2 separate regions of the Homo sapiens genome follow, and region 1 is linked to region 2. The links are chromatin loops, found by intact Hi-C in ENCODE. Cell type or tissue: CD14-positive monocyte. All regions are shown on one strand. Links, peaks and the distances in the headings refer to the core of each region. The heading gives the core; the rest is flanking DNA. Region 1 holds the start of LOC102724968 (a long non-coding RNA gene). Region 2 holds the start of LOC107985435 (a long non-coding RNA gene).

The links. Peaks named below come from ENCODE experiments on the same cell type or tissue, not always from the same donor. Only the 100,000 strongest peaks of a DNase experiment are listed, where the experiment ranks them.
Region 1: it touches region 2 in a loop (2.0-fold over the local background); 1 of 110 quality-filtered maps calls a loop at or near these places.

What each region holds. Positions count from the first base shown.
Region 1 is chr20:40,634,284-40,645,492 of GRCh38, reverse strand. LOC102724968 (a long non-coding RNA gene) reads left to right here and starts at 4,315. Exons shown (of 8, transcript XR_001754596.2): 1 at 4,315-4,388; 2 at 4,869-4,959; 3 at 9,828-9,905. RefSeq lists a silencer at 1,465-1,614. In CD14-positive monocyte, for the core only: no CTCF peak of the experiment used is centred there; DNase peaks (open chromatin) are centred at 4,082 and 5,582.
Region 2 is chr20:40,576,914-40,588,122 of GRCh38, reverse strand. LOC102724968 (a long non-coding RNA gene) reads left to right here. Exons shown (of 8, transcript XR_001754596.2): 7 at 8,778-9,128. LOC107985435 (a long non-coding RNA gene) reads right to left here and starts at 3,435. Exons shown (of 3, transcript XR_001754598.2): 1 at 3,311-3,435; 2 at 561-635. In CD14-positive monocyte, for the core only: no CTCF peak of the experiment used is centred there; DNase peaks (open chromatin) are centred at 4,322, 4,642 and 5,412; H3K4me3 peaks cover 2,040 bases; H3K27ac peaks cover 3,219 bases.

The DNA.
Region 1 (11,209 bases), core at 3,115-7,114, 57 kb before region 2:
GCGAATTGTGTGTTTGGGGGATCCCACGGGTTTCAACGTGTCTGGACCACGGATGGGTGGTGAAGTGTGGAGGGCTGGGAGTGAGAGGGAGGCTGAGAAGGATACTGGGACCGCTTTGCTTTAGTGATTATCAGCATGGTCTCTGGGATCAGGTGGCCCAGATCAAATCCCACCCCTACCACTTCCTAACTATATGACTTTGGATAACTGACTCATCTCCATGGCTTAGTTTTCTTATCTGTAGAAATGGGAATCCCAATAGTTCCTACCTTAGAGGGCTGAATTAACTGAGTTAATAAATGCAGAGAACTGCCATCTGGCCTGTGGGAAAGTCGGATAAAAGTGTTTGCTATGATTATCATTCTTAGACATGTGGACATGGGCTGCATGTGGTTGCACATGTGTGGTTGTCTCACATGTGTGTGAGTGTCTGTGTGCACGTGGGCATCTGCAGCCAGCACTTGTTTGTGGGTGTGTTTGTGTCTATATGTAAGGGTGTGGTGGGGACTGGGGTCAGGGAATCCATGGAGCAATTAAACCTCTGGGAGAAGATCCATCCATCCTGGGCAAAGAAGCCCTTTGGTGAGAAGTAGATGGCATCACTTAGAAATAATAATCAATATTACTTCCTTACTGAAAAGCCTCCAGAAGTTCCCCTTCATTCATTCAGTCGACAAACATTTGCAGAGCTCCTACTATGCAGCAGCCCCAGCCTCCCTTTCCATTTGCTTTTGGTTACATATAGCTTGTTCTTCCATGCACATTTCTCTTTGGCCTGCTAGACCCAAGTCAGATGCCGCTTTCTCTGAGAAGCTTTCCTGACTACAGAAGCCCATGCTGACGAGTTCCCTTGGCACCCAGGTTTTTATGCCCACAGCAAGGTCAGCGACTCTTGTCTAGTCACCACTGAATCCCCAGCACCAGGTGAGAGCCTCAGCCCAAGTGTTTTGAATGAGTGGATGAGTGAATTGTTCAACAGGAGGACACCCACAAGGGGTCCCGATTCTGCGGTCCAGTTCAACCAAGAGCCTGGGAGCTGGGGTTCACCAGCTTCTTAATTCCTGCCACTGTCACTTCCATCTGTGCCACTGGCTCCCCACTAGGAAGGCAGCAGAGCCTGGATGCAGACGGCTCAGTAAGAGTTAAAAGAGCAGTAGTAGGCGTTGGCTGCTGGGGACAGTGAGCTCCCCAAGGCTGCTAGAAATGTTGGAAGCAGAGGGAAGCAGGGCAGGAAAGTGGTCAGCGTCCTTCAGATAAAGAGGGCATTTGACCTTGGGTGCAGTCCAAGGCCCTTCCCTGGAGGCCCCTAGCATGCCAGGCCCTGACCCCAAGGGGAGGCCAAGGAAGCTGCCTTGACTGCAGGAGCCACACATGGGGCTGGACACTAAGCCTCGCATTATCTCCTCAGGCCACACGTTGGCTAGGAGTGTTGGGCACACAGCAGGAATGGCTCACAGGAAGCTGGAGGAGTTTCTGTCTTTCTAAGGGTCAGAGGTGGCTGAGATTTGGCAGTCAGGGAAATGGGAATTTCCTGTGTCCCTCCCCGGAGCTGAGACTGGCAGCAGGAACCCAGACGGAACTGGTAGGCCAGAAATGCAAAGATGTGATTTTCACGGCCTGTTCCCCCTGCAAGACGTAGCGGGATTGGATTTCACTGTATATACATGCATAGCATGTGTGCATGTGTGTGCGTGCTCACATGTGCATAGTGTGGGCATGTGCACATACATGTGCATAGTGTGTGTGTGCATGCACACATGTATAGTAGCTGTGGGGCAAAAATTCGGGGTTTGTGTGTCTCTAGATGAATCTGTTTTTGTGCCCAAATTTGTCTGCCTTGTTGTGAATACTCTTGGTATATGTGTGAAGCAGGAATTTGTGTGTGTCCATGTGTGCTTATATATGTAAACATACATCTACCTGAGGTGTATGTAAGCCTGTGTGCTGAACACATGTGTATGAATGCATAGGGGGCCTGATTTTAACATATGTATGTGTGTGTTGGGGCGGGGTGCACATCCTGAAAAACAGTTTTGGAGCCTAGCAAGATGGAACCACCGAAGGAGGGGACACAAAGCCATGATGCTGGAAACATCTGTCCCTTCTTTTGGCCCTGGGGTCTCTGGAGAGGGTTTTATGTTTCCTTCTTGCCAAGAAGGAAAATGTGACGCTTCTAACTCAAATATACGAGCACAGTCACTCTCTATTAAATAAGATGCCCAGTTTGGCTCACCCTGGGTTATAATTGGAGACAAGTTATTGGAAGGAGTGGCAGGAGGATCATCTTTAAGGATGAGGGGTGAGCAGAACTTCCCTTCTGCTAGGGAGGGGTCCTAAACAAGGTCCACCCCAGCCCAGCCCCATCTGGCCCCAGAGGGACACCTCAGGCAGGAGTAGGTGCAGCATCAGCAGTGGGTCTTAAGGCATCTGGTTGGAAAGGTGGTCCCTGCCTTGAATGACCACACATGAGCCCCCTAAACTCAGGAGCTCTGAAAGCACAGAGGAAGAGGCCACTGCTAAAAGATCTCACAGAGTGGGGAGAGTTTGAGTAGAATCTTCGCCTTCACAGGATTGAAGAAATTTGTTAAATCCGGCATTTGTGTGATATTTGCTCAATGTCCGTTTTGAACAGACCAGGAGTTGGTGAACTAGAATCAATAGGCCAAATGTGGCCTACTGCCTTTTTTTGTAAATAAAGTTTTATGGGAACACAGCCATACCCAGCTAATACCGTCTATGACTGCACCCACACTACAACAGCAGAGTGGAGTAGTTGTGACACAGACCCTATGGCCTGCAAAGCCTAACTATTTACGATCTGTCTCTTTACAGACAAAAATTTGCTGACCCCTGCACTAGACTGTTGATTTCATAAGGGCAGGAAGGATAAGCTCAACACATAGCAAGTGCTTAATAAGTATCAATTGAATGAATGAATGACTTAATTTTGGAGGATGATTCCAGGAAGAGGAAATAGTGTATGCTGAGGCATGGGGCCAAGAAACAACCCTAGGTGTACTGGTGATGGGAGGGTGGAGCACAGAGAAAATACGCACACACAAACACACACACACTCACACACAGTACACACATGCACACACACGCACACACAAATGCACGCGTGAATGCACACACACACACACATGCATGCAAGCATGCTGGGGAATGTGGCAGCACAGAGGTTAACACAGCAGAACGAGTGTTTGGCCAGGGAAGGCATCTCTGAGGAGGTGACACTGGACAGTATCCTGCAGACCTGCAGGCATTTTGCAGGAGAAGATGGAGGAACAGCATTCCAGGTGGTTGGACCGGCAGAGGCAAAGGCCTGGAGGCCTGACGGAAGGAAGTGTGGGTGCTGGGCACCACTAATTACACTGAATCTATTGCATATGCCTGTGATGGGACCCTTGGGCTGACATGAAGCTAGAGAGGACTTTAGGGGCAGATTTGCAGGGCCTGGAAGGGCTGTCCTCAGGGAGTGTGGACTTTGGTCTCTGGGCACTGGGGAATCAATCACTGGGGGTGTCAGTGGAGACTCCAGGGAGACCCAGGTAGGTGAGGAATTCAGGACTCTGGGCAGGCCGCTTTTCTTCTCTAGACTAGTTTTCGTGGCAAAATGGGAGTGATAATGCCTGCCTCCCAGAGTAGGGGAAGGATTACCTGAGATCAGAGATGTGAGAAATTCAGCCTGTGCCTGGCACAGAGTGGCTAACAAGCAGGGTTGTTGGACAAAACGCAGGACACCCAGTTAAAGTTGAATTTCAGATAAATAACAAACCATGTTTTAGTATAACCATGTTCCAAATATTGCACGAGACATGCTTATACTGAAAAATTCTTCATTGTTTTTCTGAAATTCAAAAATTTCAGAAATTCAAAAGTTCTAACTCAGTGGCTTGTATTATTCTTTGCTAAATCTGGCAACCTAACTGCCCAGGGATGCTGGCTGAACCTGGGTCTTTGTTGGTGGCTTCAAGGCCCTGAAAACCTGCCAGTGATGCAAGAAACAGGATGACAAGCTTGTGGGGCTGAACACTGGGGAGGTGAGGTGTCATGGAACCCAGTCATCTTGGCTAATGGGGAAGGAAGTAAAGGCTCAGAGAGGGGAAGGAACTAGCTGAAGGTCACCCAGCCAGATGAGGTCCTAGTGTTCTGCTTTTCTCCGTGGCTGGTCAAGAGAGAACTTTGACTCATGGGGGTGTTCCTTGGGACAGCTTAGAGGGATTCTACCAGACAGATGTGAGAATTCCGAGTACAGCTTCTAGAATCTTCAGGGCCATCCCAGTCTTGGCAGCAGATGCAGCGTGTGATCTTCCCCACATCCCTCACCCCATCCATGCCTCAATTCATCCAGCCATAAATTGGGTCTAATTACACCCACCTCACAGGTGAGTTGTGAGGATTAATTAATGTTTGTAAAGGCTTTGTAATCCTTGGATGAAAGATGCTCCTTACATACAAAGGGTCATTATTTTTATTATTATACAAGTGCCAAGTATTATTACCTTAATTAGCTTTTCTAGATATCAAAAGCAATTAGGCAGATCACTTGTTGAATGCCATTTTGGAAACCCAAGTCACAGAAACTCACACATTCACCTGTCATCTCACATTTTTGGCAAGGGGCCAACCTAGGCCAAAAGGTAGGGCTGAGATTTGCAAAAAAAAAATTTGTTTCTCTTTCTGGCCAAGTTTTACCCCATTGCAAAATTTTCCAGGCATTTAAAAGTACCTAAAAAACAGAGGCTTTCGTTTTTGTTTTTGTGGAAATTCTTATAAAGGGGGTTTTTCGGGGAGAAGGCTTAGTTTTGCAGCACAGGCAACCTGGTCTAAGAATGTCAATTTGTCCTGTTTTCCCTGATGTACAGAGAAGACCAGGACTTAGCCACCAGAGCCAGTCCAAGTGAGGTGAAGGCATCTCTCGATGGGGGACTACTGTGTTTCAAGCTCTATCCCAATGTATGTATATTTTAAAATTATAATCCCATGCAGTAGGTAGGAGCTTTCTGACCTTCATTTTACAAACAAGGACACTGTGGCTCAGAGATATTAAGTGACACAGCCAGGAAGTACAAGAAGAATACAAACCCAGGTCTTGCTGATTCCATAACCTACATCTAGGTTTGATGCAGTTTCTACCTCTCTGTGTTACCTGGAATCTACCTGGCCTGGGTCTAAACTGACTCATAAGTAGTCAAGAGGTTTTCTGGTATTTAAGAGATGGGACCATATAGACTGAGTAGGCCACTGTGGTGCTGGGGGCCACCTGCAACCTCAGCCTGGTGAATCTGCTCAGGCCTTGGTTCAACATGGCTTTGGCTGGTCAGGGTCTTTGGAGTTGGCTCAAAACCCCGGGGTTTAGGCAGAGGAGGGGACTGTGGCCTGGTTGTGTCCATTAGGGCAGGCAGAACAGGTCAGGGCAGAAATCAGGGGGGTGAGCCTCCCTCTGTACTGTCCAGTTAGTTGGGGTGGGTGGAGAGGGGTGAGGAGCTGGCTGTAATTAACTTTACCAGCGTCCTTAACAGAGGTGAGAGAACCTTTCCCCTACTTCCCTTTCTACTCTGTCCAGCTTCCTCAATGGCCTTGAGGACCTTCCCAAAGCTGTGACTAGGCCAGGGAGCACTGAATTGAGCCATGCTGCCAGTGTGTTCCAAACCAAGATTATATCCCAGCTCTGCAGTTCTGCAAAACCATTTTCTTTTTACAGAACTTCCCTGAGGGCTGGGTTGGGGCCTTTGTGAAGTCAGTGGGTGCATTAAGAGATTGTTGGAGTGTTGGGGGATTGAAGGATGGAAGGAGGGAGGAGTTGACAGTGTAGGAAGAGGTTGACATATTGGAATGGAATGGAAGGGTTGCTGAATGGACAGATGAATGAGATGGTAGATGGGGTTAGGTATTGGTGGATTAGACATGGAATTGTATGTATAAATGGAAGGGAGCATGGCTCCCTGAAGGGATGGGTTAGCATGTGAATGTAGGAATTGATGAGGGTGGAAGTAAATGTAGAGAGGGGTTGGAAATTTTGGTGGTTGGATGGAGGATTTGGAAAAAGAAGGGATGGTAGGTGAAGAGTTGGAGGAAGGGGGAGGGGTTGACAAATGTATGGACAAGTTGGCAGATGGGTGGAGGGATTGGTGGATGGATGAAGGAGTTTGGAAGATAAGTGGAGAATGGTGCATGGATAGAGAGAAGGTCAGATGGAGAGGAGCTGGGAAATACAGGGGCTGATTCATGGATGGAAGGATTGGCATGTGGATAGTGGAAATGGTGGTGACTGAAGGTTCTGTGGAGGTTGAAGGAGTTAGAGGAAGGGTGGAAAAGTTGGCCTATAAAGAAACATGAATCGATGGAAGAGTGTTTGGCAGGTGGGTAGGCAGTTGGTAGAAGGATGAGGAGTGGGATTTTGGAGCTTCCGGTGGGTGAAAGTTTAGATGGATGGGTGGAGGTGGGTAAATGGAAGACGGTAGATACAGGAGGAGATGTCAGATAGGAGAAAGGATTGGCAGATGGGGAGAGGAGGTGGTAAAGGGGCAGAAAAAAATGGCAGACTGGCAAAACCCTCTGGGGAAAGTTATAGGGATAGGTAGAAGTGTGGGAAAGCTGTCTAAATCCATAATGGAAGAATTGGCTTTGTGGCTTAGGCATTAGCCCCGACAGACCTCCCCTTATTTCCTTGGGCCTCAGACACCTTTTGCCTGTGGGTGCTTAGGGACCATTCCAGGTAGTAGAAACCTTCAGTGCCCAGCTCAGTAGGTGACCCTGACCGTCCTCTCCCTCCCCTCTTCCCTCCGCCTTCAGAACCAGGCTCTCCTGAGGCTCATATATCCCCAGTCTGGCAGGCTTTCTGTAATTAACTCTGCAACATTAGCCCAAAAGGTGGGGCAGGTGGGGCTGTGAAGAAAGGAGCTGACTCAGAGGCAGATGTCTATCTCCTGCTGCTGTGTCAAGTGTGGCCACTGTCCAGCACAATGGGGGCAGTGGCCAGGGTGCCTCCCTTCCCCACCAGCTGTCTTGGGTTCCACTCTGGTCTCCCCCCAAAAACTTGGGACCAAGGGAGAAAGTTAATTATGTAGGAACCTGGCAGTCACCTCTCTCTCTCTCTGTCTGTCTTTCCCTTTCTCTGTCTCTCTCATTCTGACTCTCCCTTCTATTCTCACCTCTTTCATCCATCTTTTTCTCTTCTTCTATACCTATTTCTCCCATTTATTCTCTGTTTCTATTTTTCTTTGTCTCTGATTCTTTCTCATTTTATGTCTTGTTCCCTTTCTCTCCCTCCTTTATATCTAGGTTACTTCCCGCTTGCTGTTTTTGGTGGTTCCCCCTCCCCCTTTCCTCTGTCATTTTCTCCATTTTCATCTGTTTTCTTTTCTGCCTTTCTTTGCCTCTCTCATGGGCAGGTCTCCACACCTCGCAATGGAAGCCTGTTTCTTTCTTCTGCACCGTCTCTCCTATCATATGTGTCTTTACACAAGAGCAGAATAGTTTTGAGGGATGTTCTCTCCTGGGTTTGTGTTTTTTTTTGAGATGGAGTCTTGCTCTACCGCCCAGGCTGGAGTGCAGTGGTGCGATCTTGGCTCACTGCAACCTCTGCTTCCTGGGTTCAAGCAATTCTCCTGCCTCAGCCTCCCTAGAAGCTGGGATTATAGGCACCTGCCACCATGCCTGGCTAATTTTTGTGTTTTTAGTAGAGGCGGGATTTCACCATCTTGGCCAGGTTGGTCTTGAACTCCTGACATCAGGTGATCTGCCTGCCTCGGCCTCCCAAAGTGCTGGGATTATAGGCATGAGCCATCATGTCCAGCCCTCTCCTGGGTTTTTAATTAGGCTTAGAATCTTCTCAGAAAGCTTTTCTCCTTTTCCTATTGATTTGTAATAAAAATGGGATAATCAACCCACTGGGAACCTCTGGCCAGAGCTAGAGGGGAAACAGGGGAGAGAAAATAGTGGCCACTCTGCAGACAACAGGCCCTTGTCAAGGAAGCCTCTTCCCGTGTCACAGTGGATGAGCCTTTGTTGGGGGCACAGAGGAGCAGGATCCTGGCATGGACACAGGGGAAAACCTGATATTGCGTTGACCATCTCATGGGGCCCAGTTTTCTTCTGAAGGAGCTCACAAAATACCATAGTGGTCAAAGTACTGGTGTTTGAGAGGCCCGGGTTCAAGTCTCAGCCCCAACACCACTCACTAGCTGTGGAATCTCAGACAGGTGACTTAGCCTCTCTGATTCTCACTTTGCTCATCTCTAAAATAAGACTAACAAGAATGTTCTTGTGGAGTTGTTCAGAAAATTAAATGAGAATGTTGGAAGAAAAGCACCCGTATCAGTCATGATTCAGCCAGAGAAGCAAAACCACTAAGAATGGCATAAACTGAGGGCTTTCTTATGAGGGTTTGATCCTGTGCAGTTGTGGAAGCTGGTTCAACCATCTACAGGGGGCCATTGCTTCGGTGTCTGGGCCTACAGTCAACAGAACAAGCAGGTGGGGAAGGAAGGATTGACAGGAACTGTAGGGCAAGGGCAAAGCAGAATGTGAGCTGGATTATATAAGGAGGCATTGAATCTGCATAGGTCTCTTATCTCCTCGAACTCCCCAACTTTGATGATGTGAGTAACCTGCTGGAGAAGTGATGGCTATTGTCACATTGCTGCACACATTCATGGCCAGGAGTTGAGGAGGCTGGAGGAGGAGGCCTGGCAGGAAGTGGAGGAGCTACAATCTGGGTGCTGCCCTATGTCAACCAGCAATACCTACCAGGGGCAGAGAGGCCTAAAGTTACACAGCTGGTGAGTGATGGCTCTTCCATCCGACTGCAAGTCCATGGTTCCACTGTACACACTGTGCCCTCAGTGGGAGTGGAGACATTCATGGACTTGTGTCATTGAGAAGCAGTCTAAGGAAGATGAGGCCCAGGTATCCATCTTTCCATAGGTCCTGCTTCCCCTTCTCCCATGACTTCCAGAGCATGTTCTGTTCACAGTACATTTTTAGCTCTCGGAATCTGAATTGAGGTTGTGGCTGGGCTAACCCACATCTTGGTGGCAAGGCCCAAGATTTGGAGATGAGGTGATGACTTGTCATGTACGGCAGTGGCAGTGGCTCAACACTAAGTGATCTGTGACCCCTTTGCATGCCTGGGAAGAAAGTGGCTTACTAAGAAGGAGCCCATCCAAGGACTAAATTTCCCAGGTCCTTTTGCAAAGGTGGGGCCTATGACATGTGAGTGGAAGGAATGTGCATCACTTTCTGGCCAGGGAGCTTAAGAAGAAGGTGGAGTTTCTTCATTTGTTTGCTCTCCTGCCAGTGGGATGTCAACACTCAGTGTAATCTTAGAAACCAAGTGTTGATTATGGTGGAGACTTCATCAGCCTGGGTCATTGACCTAACCCAGTGGTTCTCAAAGTGTGATCCCCAGACCAGCAGCATCAGCATTGTCTGGGAATGTGTTAGAGATGAAAAATCTCAGGCACCACCCTAGATCTACTTAATCTGAAAACTCTGGGGTGGGGCTCAGTCATCTGTGCTTTAAAAAACTTCCAGGGGAATCTAATGCATGCTCAAGCTTGAAACACCCTGCTCCTCTTAGTTACCATTCCATTCATAGCTCCTGAATGGACAGCCAGGCTCATGACGGCTCAGGAGCTTTACTGCTTACTCCCATGGCCATCCTCACCTTCCACCCCACCCTTGCCTCTCAGGGGGTTTCATGAAGAAGACAGCAGTGGCACATGCTCTATATAATTCTTAACATGAAAGAAGCAGAGGAAAATGGCATTCTCATGAAATAATTCATTAATTCCTTCCTCATTTTTTCATTCCCTGAACAGCCATAGAGAAGCATTAGGTTGACTGGAAAACTTCCCTGGAGGAGCTACAAAATACAGTTTGGATCAACAGCCCTATAGGTAGGTTTTATTATCACCACAGTTTTATAGATGCAAAACTTGAGGTTCAGGGAGTGTGGGTGAGAGGTGGGGCCAGGATTCAAGTCTGGTTCTCTCTGCCTCCATCTTCCACATTTTTTGGCACTCTCATGGCTTCCACGCTTGCATTTCCAGGTGGTTGGTCTTTTGCAAACAGAACTCACCAATTGCAACCTCTTTGCACCTAAGGAAGAATCACATCAGGCATCCAGATCATTTGAGAAAAATCTGCTTGTCACATTTCCCCAAATATGTTACACAGGGGCATATGTTTGCATTATGCCTGTGACTATAAATTCAATACATCCTGAAAGAGTGAATTAATGAGTTAATTAGCAACTGGGTAGCTAGCTTGTCCTCATCTAAGTTTGCTTATCTAGAAACTTCTTGTATTTTTCCAGCTTGAGAAAATATTTTCTGCAAAGAAGCTGGCATCCAGCTGTAATTGCTGCAATTGTTTGTGGAGGGCAAACAAATGGACATAGTCCTCGTGGAAGATGAATGACATGGTACAGGTTAGGGCAGTGGTTCTCAAACTTTAACATGTGTTCAAGAATCACCTGTAGAACGCCAGAACACAGATTTCCGTGACCCACCCCAGAGTTTAAGATGTGGTAGTTCTGGGACAGACCCCCAAATTTGCATTTCTAACAATTTCCTAGATGATGCTGATGCTGCTTCTGTGGGAACCACACTTTGAGAACCACTGGATTAGGGTAATCTAGATCCTGCAACAAAACGGCAATGGCTTAACGCTGTGAGCATGTATTTCCCACTTCCTTACAGGGGAATGACTGAATATGGTGTGATATGACATAGGATACAGCTATGAAATGAATCAAATATAAGTGGATTGATCTGAAGTGATAGCTGTGGTCTGATGACTGAGATAAGCAACTTGCCAAGAAATTTATATAGCATAATCTCATTTTCGTAAAACAAAACAAAAAACTAAACCAAAACCAAAATAAAACAACCTACTTCTCCAAACCTCAAGCCGTATCTATGTTTTATAAATATAGGACAAAATACATAAGACTATACCTGATTATTAACATAAGGGTACCTCTGAAAGTTAAGGGACATTATTAGCTTTCTAATAATATTCCCTTATTATTGATTCATTCATCAAAACTGCCATGGTTCTGACATCATGGGCATCCTAAGAGGAGGTAATGTTTAAAATAATTCTAAAATGCAAGAAATAATGAAAATCACTCAGCTCATAAAAGGGTGGATTCAAGGCTGCTTTGTTTCTTTGTATGTGTAGCCCCCGACAGGGATGG
Region 2 (11,209 bases), core at 2,820-6,819:
AAATGGCAGAGATGATATTTTAACTTAGACTATCTGTAACTGTCTCTAGAGTCTGCACCCTTGGGCAAGTGGGTGAAACTTCTGACTGGAAAACAACTGAGAGGAGTACCACATTGGTATAATCCAGAAACCAAACATATTTTTTATGGTGGAAGATATTTATGTGGGAAAGAGGCAAAAGCCTGCATTTGGATTCCAGAACACAATTACATCACAGTGTGGATATTTCAAGAAAATTGATCAGGTTATTTGCTCATTTATTGCAGAGAAGTGTTTCCACTGGGTGGAAGAATAACACCTTCTGAGTGTGTTACAAATCTGAGAGTCTAGGATCCTGTGATAAGAAAGTTCTTTACACAGCAGAATGGGCTGTCTCACTACATCGTGAGTGCCTCGTCACTGGTGGCGATCAGGAAAAGAGCTAGTGTGCATGGGGACAGGTTGATTTAGGGTCGTTTTTAGATGTAAGATTCTACCATCTAAAGGTTGCTGAGCATAAGGCCAAATGTCTCAAAGCCCTAGTGTTTGACTTTAAGCAACATCATCTTCCCTAGACTCACCTGGCAGAAGAAATCCTAGTCTGATAGATTCAGCTTCAGGGTGGGACCCTCAATCCATGGGGCTTGGGTTTTATCCTAGAAGAAATGGGAATACACAGCAGGTGTTTAAGCAATAACCTGATATTAACATATTTGCATTTTTGAGAGGTAAGTATATCAGGGACAAGAAATTTGATTGAGAAAAGCAGCTGTTACAAAGGCCCAAGTGAGAGAGACATTTCTAGGCCAGAGCAGATGGAGCCAGAAGTCTTGGGCTGAGATGGGGAAGGGGAGGGTGGAGTCCAGGACAACACCCAGGTGAGGGCTGGGCTGGGCGGAGCTGTCCAGAACAGGCGGTGCTTGTGCCCGCAGGCTGCAGGAACACTAGGGCACAAGACCGTCCACAGGGAAGCTTGTCTGGGGAGGAGCACTGTGGGAAGTGGGTCATAGTCTTGGATGGCTCCACAGATGGATTAGTCGGAAGTGGATCAGGAGCTGGAGGTCGGGCGTCAAGACAGATGGAGCCCTGTAGTCCCTACCCCACCTGTGATTTAGGAAACAGGTGAGGACAAATGAGAGTCTGGCTATACAGACCTCTGGGTGGACTGGAGGCCGCAGAGAGGGAGATGTCATTGCATGGCTGTGAATCCCATTGACCAAGAAGCCCAGCATCACTACCCTCCCATTCCCCATCCACTTGGTGATCCCATATTTACCAGACATGAAGGAAAAACACAATTCTGGGAGACTTCGCCAGCTGCCACTTCCCCCTGGACTTCAGACTAAACTAGTTCATTCTCTTTAGAAATTCAACCACATCTACCTATTACTCTAGGAAAATCATGTTTCCCCCTAGTTAGTGTTTTGATATGTTAGTCTCTTTTAATTCTACTTATTAACACTCTGCCTCTCCTTTCCTGTACATGAAACTGAGGCTTAGTTTCATTATCTATAAAATGGAGATAATAGTAGTGACTGTTATTATATAGATAGGTAATGCATATTCAATTCTTAGCACATAGTACATATCCAGTGCAAGTTAGTTGTTGTCAGGAAGGAGATGCTAAACCAAATGAGGAGGAATCTGGCTACTCTCATGGGATCAGATGAGTCTGATACAGGGTTTTTTGGAGAGGAGAGTAGAGAGAAGAAAGAGGCATAAAAATGGAAGCGAGGCCAGGAACACAGGGTAGCAGAGTCAAGAGGGTTAGGATGACTGTTTGGGGGATGCCAAGGCCAGAAGGCAGGGAGTAGCACAATACCACATTACTCAGATGCACCTGCTCATGATTTTATTCAGCTGCTGAGTCTGACTCTCAGGTAACTCAAGTGTGCTGGTCTTAGGACAGAGCCATCTACGTGTGTATATCTATGTGCACTGTAGCCACCTGTAGAGTCTGGAAAACCTAGTTCTAATTTTAGTTTTTGGCATTTACATACTGTGTGATTTTTCCCAATCTACTTCTCCTCTCTCCATGTAAATGTCTTCAGCTGTAAAATGAAGGAGCTGGGTCACATTGTCTCAATGATCGCTCCCACCTCTGACGTAGAATGCTGAGCCAATTCCATCTGGTCCAGTATTCTCCCTGACAAAAAATGTCAACCTGAATGATAGTTTTATATGACCTTTATTGAGGGTCTACAATTTGCCAGGTCATGGGCTAGGCACTTTTACATCCATAAACACATTTGGTCTTCAGAACACATCTACCATCATGGGTTCTGAGTGCCATGTTGACAGTACCAATAGTATATTATCATCTCTATTTCTTTTATGTCTTATTACATTGGTTGAATGCTATCATTTTCCTTATGCTCTTTAGTACTTTCAACACCAATTTTCATTCTCTTTCTGAGCCCTAAATTGCTTTGGGAAACTGTCTCCCTGATTCTCCTGTCCTCCTCCAATTCTTTCCTTTATATTCCCAGGGAGACAGATCTTGTATGGCATAGATACATTTCTAGTCATTGTCAGGCTATTGACTGTGCCATAATTCCAAATACCTTGAATCAGGGTCCTCCTAGTACATAGAAAATTGTGGTTGAGGATAAGCCTTAGGCTATGGAGCTGGTGAGGGCTGGACAGGGCCAGAGACCATCCAAGCAGACTGGGTTCCAGTGGGCAATAATAATAATAGCTAACATTAATTGAACTTGTTATTTTTCTGGCATTAGGTTAACCAGTGGTTCTCAAGCAGGGCTGATGTCAGGAGATTTTGAGAAATATCTGGAGACACTGAGTTGTCACAACTGAGCAGGAGGTGGGCTGCTGGCCTATAGAAGATAGGGGCCAGAGATCCTGCTAAGTGTCCTACAAAGCACAGGATACTCCATACAACCAAAAATTATCTGGACTGAAATGTCAATAGTTTTGAAGTTGAGAAACTTTGGGTAAAACTCTCTTTGTGTGATTATTTCATTTAATCATCAAACTAAGCCTGTGAAGCAGGTACTACAATTATTATTACCATCCCTATTTTACAGATGGGGAAACTGAGGATTAGATGCATAAAGCGATTTGTCCAAATTCACCAAACTAGAAGATGACAGAGTTAGGCTATGGTCCCAAGTTTGGCTGACTCCATGTGCACACCATTACTTTGCTGGAGACTAAAAGGTCAGGTCAACTGAGCATGTAGGTCAGGACAAAGAGTATGGTCTGGGGATTGATTCTTAGAGGTATCTCAGGAGTCCAGGGCTCCCTTTAGCCCAGTAACTACCCAGCCTTGCTGCCTGTGCAAGAGAACAAGCAATGTTCTCTGAGCCCTTACCTGTTGGGGGCAGAGTCTCCCAAGGGTCCTTGGGTTGATCTGGGAGCTGACCTGACCTTGATTGTTCTTAGCTGAGCTGAGCTGAGCTGAGCTGGAGAAGGCAGGGCCACCATCCCAGTGTCTTAAGCCTCCCAGTCCTATAACTCTGACCTCTGCAGCTTTGGAATCAAGCGCAGGGAGGAGCCTGACTGACAGCTGGAGACACATGCTCTCAGTCAAGTGAGCAATGCGGCAACTGGCCAGGAGGCAGATCTCCTCCTCCAATTTTATCTGCAAACGTACTCAGAATATCAGCACAATGGGGAATCCACAAATGCATGCATGATAGTAGGACCCTGATAATGAGTGAAAGAATAAATAAAATGGGTGAATACATACATTTTCTATGAGGTCAAGCCTTGAAATACAGTGAATGAGCTGGGCATGGGTGGAAGAGGGGAAGGCAGGGCTGGGCCAGTGAAGTGATACATTCCTGGGTGGGATGGTGCCAAGTCCTCAGGATGGGCCAGCAGAGCAGCAGCTGGATCTGCATCTTATAGAACACAAGCCATGGGGGACTGCAGGGAGGTTGTGTTCTGAGCACTTTGTAGGCTTTACTAATTTCTGGACTTCATTGTTGAGATCTGTTGGCAACCAGGCTTTAAACTTAGTAACCTCCAGCCCCAGAGGAAGCAGAGCCTAGAGCCATCTGCCCCAGGACCTCCCCTGGGTTAAGGTTGAGGCCTCAGTTGGACTCACCAATTTGACTTATTATTATTAAGGTGGGAATAATTCTCAATATTCTGATTTCCCCTTCTAGGTCCTTTCAAAGACTATATTTATACAGAAAAAGTGGCTTCATGAAATCCAGGGAAACCGGCTCGAGTCACAGCACTCTGGGATCTTTGTTGTTTTGTTTCCTCTATGGAGAAAGGAGAGGAGGGGACGAAGGGAGAAAAGAAACTGAAATTCACTAAAGGTTTATTTTGGGCTGAGAACTTGTCATGATTACATAAGGGAGGTGGTGAAGTGCTGTGCCTCAAAGCGTGTTGTCAGGCAGACCCGGGTTGCCAGCGACTTGGGTAGGTGTCTTCATCTCCCTAAACCTTAGTTTATTCATTGGTAACGTGGGGATATTTGTATCTACTTTCTAGAGTTGTGATGAAGAGTTGATGAGCTAATGCACAAGATGTGCTTAGCCCAATGGCTGGTACAAAATAGGTGATCATTAAGTATTAGCCAGCGATTATGATTTTGAATCAGATACTCTTAAGCCCCTTGGGAAGTGGGACTCACTGTCTCCACTTTACATATGAGGAAGTCGAGGCTCGGAGGGGTTATTGCGATGCAGCTTTGCTCTCAGTTCCTCTGGCACGTCGTGGCTGACCTCCAAGGCCAGGTCAGGTGCCCCTTCTCTGTGCTGCCCTGGCCCCTGCACTTCCATCTCAGCTTTGTTTACACCACAGTGTGAGCCTGTTCAAAGTTACAGCCCCCACCACTCTGTAGTCCATGGGCACAGGCTCTGGGCCTAGAGGCCCGTTCTCTGTTGCATTCTCAGCACCTAGCAGGGTGCCTGGTATGTGGTGAAAACTGCCACTATATCAGCTGGCTGATAGGTAATTCAGGACCATTTGCTTTAGTGGTCTGAATGATTTGCTTCTTTCTCATAGCAATAGTGTGTGTGTGTGTGTGTGTGTGTGTGTGTGTGTGTGTGTTCATAGGAATGATGATTAAAGTGAGTGTCTGGGAACATCCCTTAGATCTTACCAGGTCTCTTCTCTTTGGCATATTGACAATGGCAAACCCCGTTTGTTTTACCTATCCTTGCTTCCCACCTCTCTCCGCCAATTTCTAAGGAATCCAGGATGCAACATAAAATTCCCAAAGAGAGACAGTAAATGTGTCATCCATCTAGAAGGGATTGGGAGTCAGTTACACGCTATGTTCGTGCAGAAATATGTAAATTACAGTGGGTTCTTGCAAGTTACATGGAAACAAGGGCAGATTCAGCATGGGGTTCTTAATCTTTCAACGACTCAGTTTATTTCTTCCACTTTTCACTCCTAGCTTATCTACCCCTCCCATCTCTCATGAGGATTGCTAAATATGGGACTTTGGCCAGCTGCTGGAGGGTGAGCTGAACTCCACAGAATAGCTGTTCCTAGTTCCTTGATTCATTCATGCATTCACTCGTTCATTGTTTTCAGCATCTATCCTGTGCCAGGTACTGTGCTAAGCATTGGGCATACAAAGCAGCACAAAGGGAGACAAGTCTCTGCCCTCTGGAGTTTATAGTCATATAGTTATGCCAAGAATCCATAATTATAAACAGATATAAGTGTTTTAAAGGAAAAACTATCATTCTTTGGAGACTTGTCCTAGACCGGATGGCCAGGGAAGACTTTCCCATGGAAGTAAAACTGAGCAGGGATCTGAAGAATGGACAAGAAGGTGGCTCATGGTTGGTAGTGGGAGATGGTTTCATACAAAGTAACCAGTATGTGCAAAGTCTTTGTAAAGAGAGTTGGAACTAAAAAAGAGAATTAGAACTAAAAGGAGGCCCTTAGGGTGAGGACATGGAAGTTGGAGGACCACAGAGTGTGAGCCAGGCTGAACAGATGGGCAGTGGTAGACTATATGGGGCTTTACAGGCTAAGGTGAGGGTTTACCCTCTATTCTAAGAAAAATGGAAGGCATAGCAGGCACTTAAGAAGCTGTAGGACATGCTTATTATTAGTTTTTAAAATATTGTTCTGGCTGCTGCGGGGAGAATGAAGGATGTCTGAGTAGATGTGGGGAGACCAGCAATGAGACAAATGTGATTGTCTAGGGGGCAGACAATAATGACTGTTTGGACACAGTGGGAGTATGGAGATGGGAACCAGAACATGGGCTTAGAGGGGAGGATGAGGAGGATGTGGGACTTGAGGCAAAGGGAATTGTCCACGGAGACTTCTAGGTTTCTGGTTTGGTAACTGGAAGATGTTGGCTACTCAGAGACATCAGTGACACTGACAAAGGGAGAAGTTGGGTGGGTGTAGGGAGGAAGATAATGAACCTGCCTTGTACCCAGATAATGAACCTGCCTTGTACCCAGTGAGTCTCAGACCCTGTGGGACATGCAAGTGTAGCTGCTGGTGGGCATTAGATATATGTGTGCATCTCTCCCATGCTGGGGTCTTTAGAGAGCCAATTCCAGAACTCATTTAAGCTGCTTTATTTCTTTGTTGTCAAGTTTTGATCAGGCCATAGTTAAGGCACCTGAGTTCCATTTCTTTCATAGTAAAGTTTTTGAGTGAGAAAATTTGGTCCTACCAATAAGAGGGGAACCTGGCTCTACTTATCACCGTGGTTAAAGAGATATAATGAAAAGCCAGCTTGAAAGGGCTTCACCTGAGCCCTAAGACAACATATTCTCTCGAGAGGCCTCTGAGCCTGGAGCTGGGAGGGGTTTCTCTCACCTGTGTAGAGGTGGTAGGCGGGTTCTATTGAGTTAGAGGTGGCATTTATCTTTATTCTGATTAAGTACTTACCTATCTTTCTTTCATAATTGTTAGTAGTGTCGTTCATTTGTTTATTGATTCCTTTAGCCAACTTTTATTGAGTATACTGTTTTGGATGTTGAAGATGTACAGAGAGTAAGCTTGGGTCTCAGGTCTCATGGAGATTGCACTCCAGTTGGGGAGGTAGGCAATAGTCAAGGAAACAAACTTGCAAACAGTGTTAGTTTTCAATGACATTGGGGAAGGGCTCTCTGAGGGGTCACATTTGAGGGGGACCTGGTGGAGCCAGACAGTTATGCAAAAGTCCAGATGGTGATTGGGGGCAGCTGTGGGATCAGCCACGTGTGGGTCCTGTGAATGCATTTTTGAGGAATAGAAAGAAGTCCAGGGTGTTGGTTCAGCAAGTGACGGGGAGAGTGATAGATGAGACTGTGGAGGCCACAGGGGCAGATTGTGTAGGACTTTGTAGGCTATGGAAGAGTTTGCTCTCAGTGCATTGGGGAAGTACTGCAGGTTTTAGAGCATGAAGGTGATCTGCCCTGATTTGTTACCTAAAAGGATCACTCTAGTTACCATGTGTAGAACGGATTGTTGAAAGGTGAAGAGTAGAAGTGAGGAGTCCAGTGAGAAGGATGTTGCAGTTGCCCACTGGAGAGGTACTGAGGGCTGGTTCCAGATGATAGTGGCGGTCAGTGGCTCTCAAGTTTTCATCTATGGGCTCAGATGAATAACAAATGTCTTACGCCCAGAAGGACTCTATAATTCTGTCATCAATTGCTTGCCCTAGTACCACTGTAACTATTTTCCAGAACTAACAAGGGTGAGTAGGGAGTTGTCCCTTGGTATCCATGGGGGAATGGTTCCAGGATCCCTTTCAGATGTCAAATCTGAGGATGCTCAAATTTCTTACATAAAATGGTGTAGCTATTTGCATATAAGCTGCCCGCATCCTCCTGTATACTATAAATCATCTCTAGATTACTTATAATACTTAATACAATGTTAAGTACAAAATAGTTGTTACACTATGTTGTTTTTCTATTTGTGTCATTTTTATTGATGTCTTGTTATTTTTAATTAATTAATTTTCAAATATTTTTGGTCAGAGGTTCGTTGAATCTGTGGATATGGGACTCTTGGATACAGAAGGCTGACTATAAATAACTTTTTCCATTAAGCAATCTGTATGCTTGATTTATCTTTTAGCATCATCGTTGTTGTTTTCACCAACAAAGTCATTGAACAATAAATGGTTTGTGTTATCTTTGGGGATATCCAATAACAGAGATAGAAAGATGTACAAGTAGATAGTCCTCTAGGCATGCAGGTGAGTTTGCAGTCTAGCTTTAACTGATAACAGATATCTAGGTCTTGGGAAACATTCCTGTAAGTTTGAGTTGCATTTTCAAATGCATGAAAAGCCATGATTTGTTTAAGAAAAGCTAAATAGTTCACTCTGCCCAGAACATAGTTTAGGTGCCACAGTAGTGATTTGGCGGTGGTGATGAAGGTGGAATATCTGGAGTAGAAAGTAGAAAGGCTTTGATAGGTAGAATTTGGCAGCAGTAAAGAGCTAATCAAGTCTTCAGTAAAGAGAGTGACATGTTCAAATGCATGCTTTAGAAGGATCATCCTGGCTGTGGGGAGGAGAATGGATTAGAGAGGGTGAGGCTGGAGGTGGGGAGCATGAATAGGAATAATCCCAGGGAATTATGTGATGAATGTTTAGATGGTGGAGATGGCAGGGCCTGGTTGGGTGTAGAGGGAGCAGGAATGAGGCAGAGACCGGTTGGGAGAATTCCAAGGTTTCTGGCTTGAGTGACTAGAGAGATGGCAATGATATAGCAATAGATTGTTATAGCTACTGAAGTACCTTGTTTCTATGTTTTATAAAATAAAAAGGAAGATACTGTCAATTGCAAAAATTATTGGAGTTCTCCCCCTCACCTCCTATATCTTCGCCCCTCTGAAATATATCTCTGCAGCTCCTGCCATCAAAAGTTGGAGTCTGTTTCCCCACGCCTTGAATCTGGGCTGGCTCTATGATCCACTTTGGACAACAGAATTTGGTGGAAGTGATGCTATGCCAATGCTGAGGTGAGGCCTCAAGAGGCCTTGTGGGCTGTGACTCTTTTGGAACGCTGCCTAGCTGTCACGTGAACAAGGCTACTGCATGATGAGAGACCATATGGAGCCAAAACATGCCTTTCCAGCTGAGGCCCTCCTAGTCCAGCCAGCCCTAGATGCACAAGCTGGTGACCAAAGATACATGAGTGAGTCCAGATGAGAAGTCCCTCGTTGAGCCCAGCCCAATTGCTGATCCACTGACTTGTGAGGTACATAAATGACTGTTGTTTTAAGCCATTATGCTTTTGGGTGCCCTGTTAGCAAAAGTGAAGTGATGCCGGTATTTATGAAATAGATGTAAAGCTTTACTGAACTCTCCAGTGTGAATGGAGGACTAAATTAGAATAAGAAAGCCTCTTGCTTAACCCTCTCATAAAATTCTCAGGATATTTTGTTTAGTGAATCAGTCAGTGTGCATTTTTCCAGAAAATGCATTATACCCCTTTGACGACCTTAGTTCTTATCCCTGTCATGATGGGGTTTTGCTAGCTTTGGGTGACATAGGGTGATCCACACTCCTGGTTTGTCTGGAACTCTCCTGAAAGTCCCACATCCTGGGAAACTCTTCAGTCCCAGGTGAGCCTGGACAGTTGATTACTCTACATCTGCACTTCACTTTGTTGTTTGCAAGTCAGATGTGCCCACATTCACCTATGGGCTTCTGATGACAAGGCAGGCTTTAATCTGGCCTGTTTTACAGATGGTAAACCTGAGATCCAGCAGGTTCAAGGTGCCCACCCAGGATCACTGAGCTAGACGGCAGAGAAGAGAGGAGTTGAACCCAGGTCAGCCTAATGCTGTTCCTCCCCACCTGCTGCTTCCAGGGTGGTTACACCAACTCTTTATTACTGGGCTGTGAAGTGAGGGGCTGCATCTCAGGTCCATTCCCCAGCAGCACAAATGCTTTTCCATTTTGATGATTTACAAACACCAGTGAGGTCTGACACCAAGAGAGAAGAGACTCTGGCTTATTCTGTAGCTCACACTTTGTAGAGATGACTTGGGCCACTGGCAGTCTTGACCTAACCCTCTGAGGCCAGAAGAGCTGCCACCCCAGATCTGCAAATGGCAATATAAGTGAGACTCAGCTCCAGAGAAAGACCTTGGAGAATCCAGAAAAAGACGAGACGTGGGAGGGGAAAGGGATGGGAATAGAGAACTGGTTTCATCTCTTTTAGGAACCTTGTTGATGCTTTATCGTGAACTCTTTGTTTAAAAAAAATCATTTTTCATACATTCAGAATTCCAAGCTGCTGAAAATTTCCTCCTGTGATGAGACGCATTCAGAACAAAACGTGCAGCCTGATTTGTCTTTCCCCAAAATCAAAGGCAGTATTCTAAAGAGACTGCATTTGCCACACAAAGGTGGCAGATGTTTGCTGAGATTATAGCTGCACAAGCGTTCCGCACGTTCAATCTTGGGAGCATTTCAGTTTTTGAAAAGAGAAACAGTTTTGTGTCATTCCTGGATGCCCAGGAAGCTTCTGGTACCTACAGTGTGGAGCTCTGGTGGGGTGTGGACAAAGGCGGGTTTGCTCACCTGGCTTTCCATGATCTGGATGTCTTGCAGAGCAGTTGCTGAGTAAGACTGGGCTGAAGCACAGTGTGGTAGGAAGTCAGCTCATCAAGTATTCCTTAGCACCTATGTGTACCCCCATAATGGTGTTAGGTCCTCCAGGCAGGGATGTGTGCCCTTCAAGGTGCTGCAATTCTTATTCTTGCCCTCATGGCCTTTGTAGTCTGAAGGCTTTCTAGGCCCACAAACTTAGAAAGTTGATTTTAAAGTTGAGCTAGTTTTTAACTTTCCAAACATATTTACTCTCATTCATTCCCCTCTCTTGATTTCCTATGCTGGAGATCTGACAGTTTCCCAGATTTCTCTTTCCCCCATCCCTGGAATATAATCAGTCACAGAATCTTAAATCTTCTATCCCCCAAAATGGAACTCAAAACCCACCCTCTTTTTCCATCTGCAATGCAGATAGAATCCCTTCTCCTCACCCCCATCCACTGGAAACACCCTTGTCACACCTCCCATACTGTCCCACAAGTACCCAGGGAGCTACTGGAAGTTAGAATCAGCTTTGCTTTCTTAGTAAGCTAGCACAGGGTCAGCATGTATTTGGCATTCACTGACTTTTTTGAATGAACAAATGAATGAATGAATGAATGAATAGGTAATGATGTAAATGATGGGCTATTCCTCAGCCGTGTCCCTTTAGATTTCTCTGTCTGTTGGTCTCTGTTGGTGCATATCTCTCGCCCTCTCTTTTTTAAATTAATTTATTTT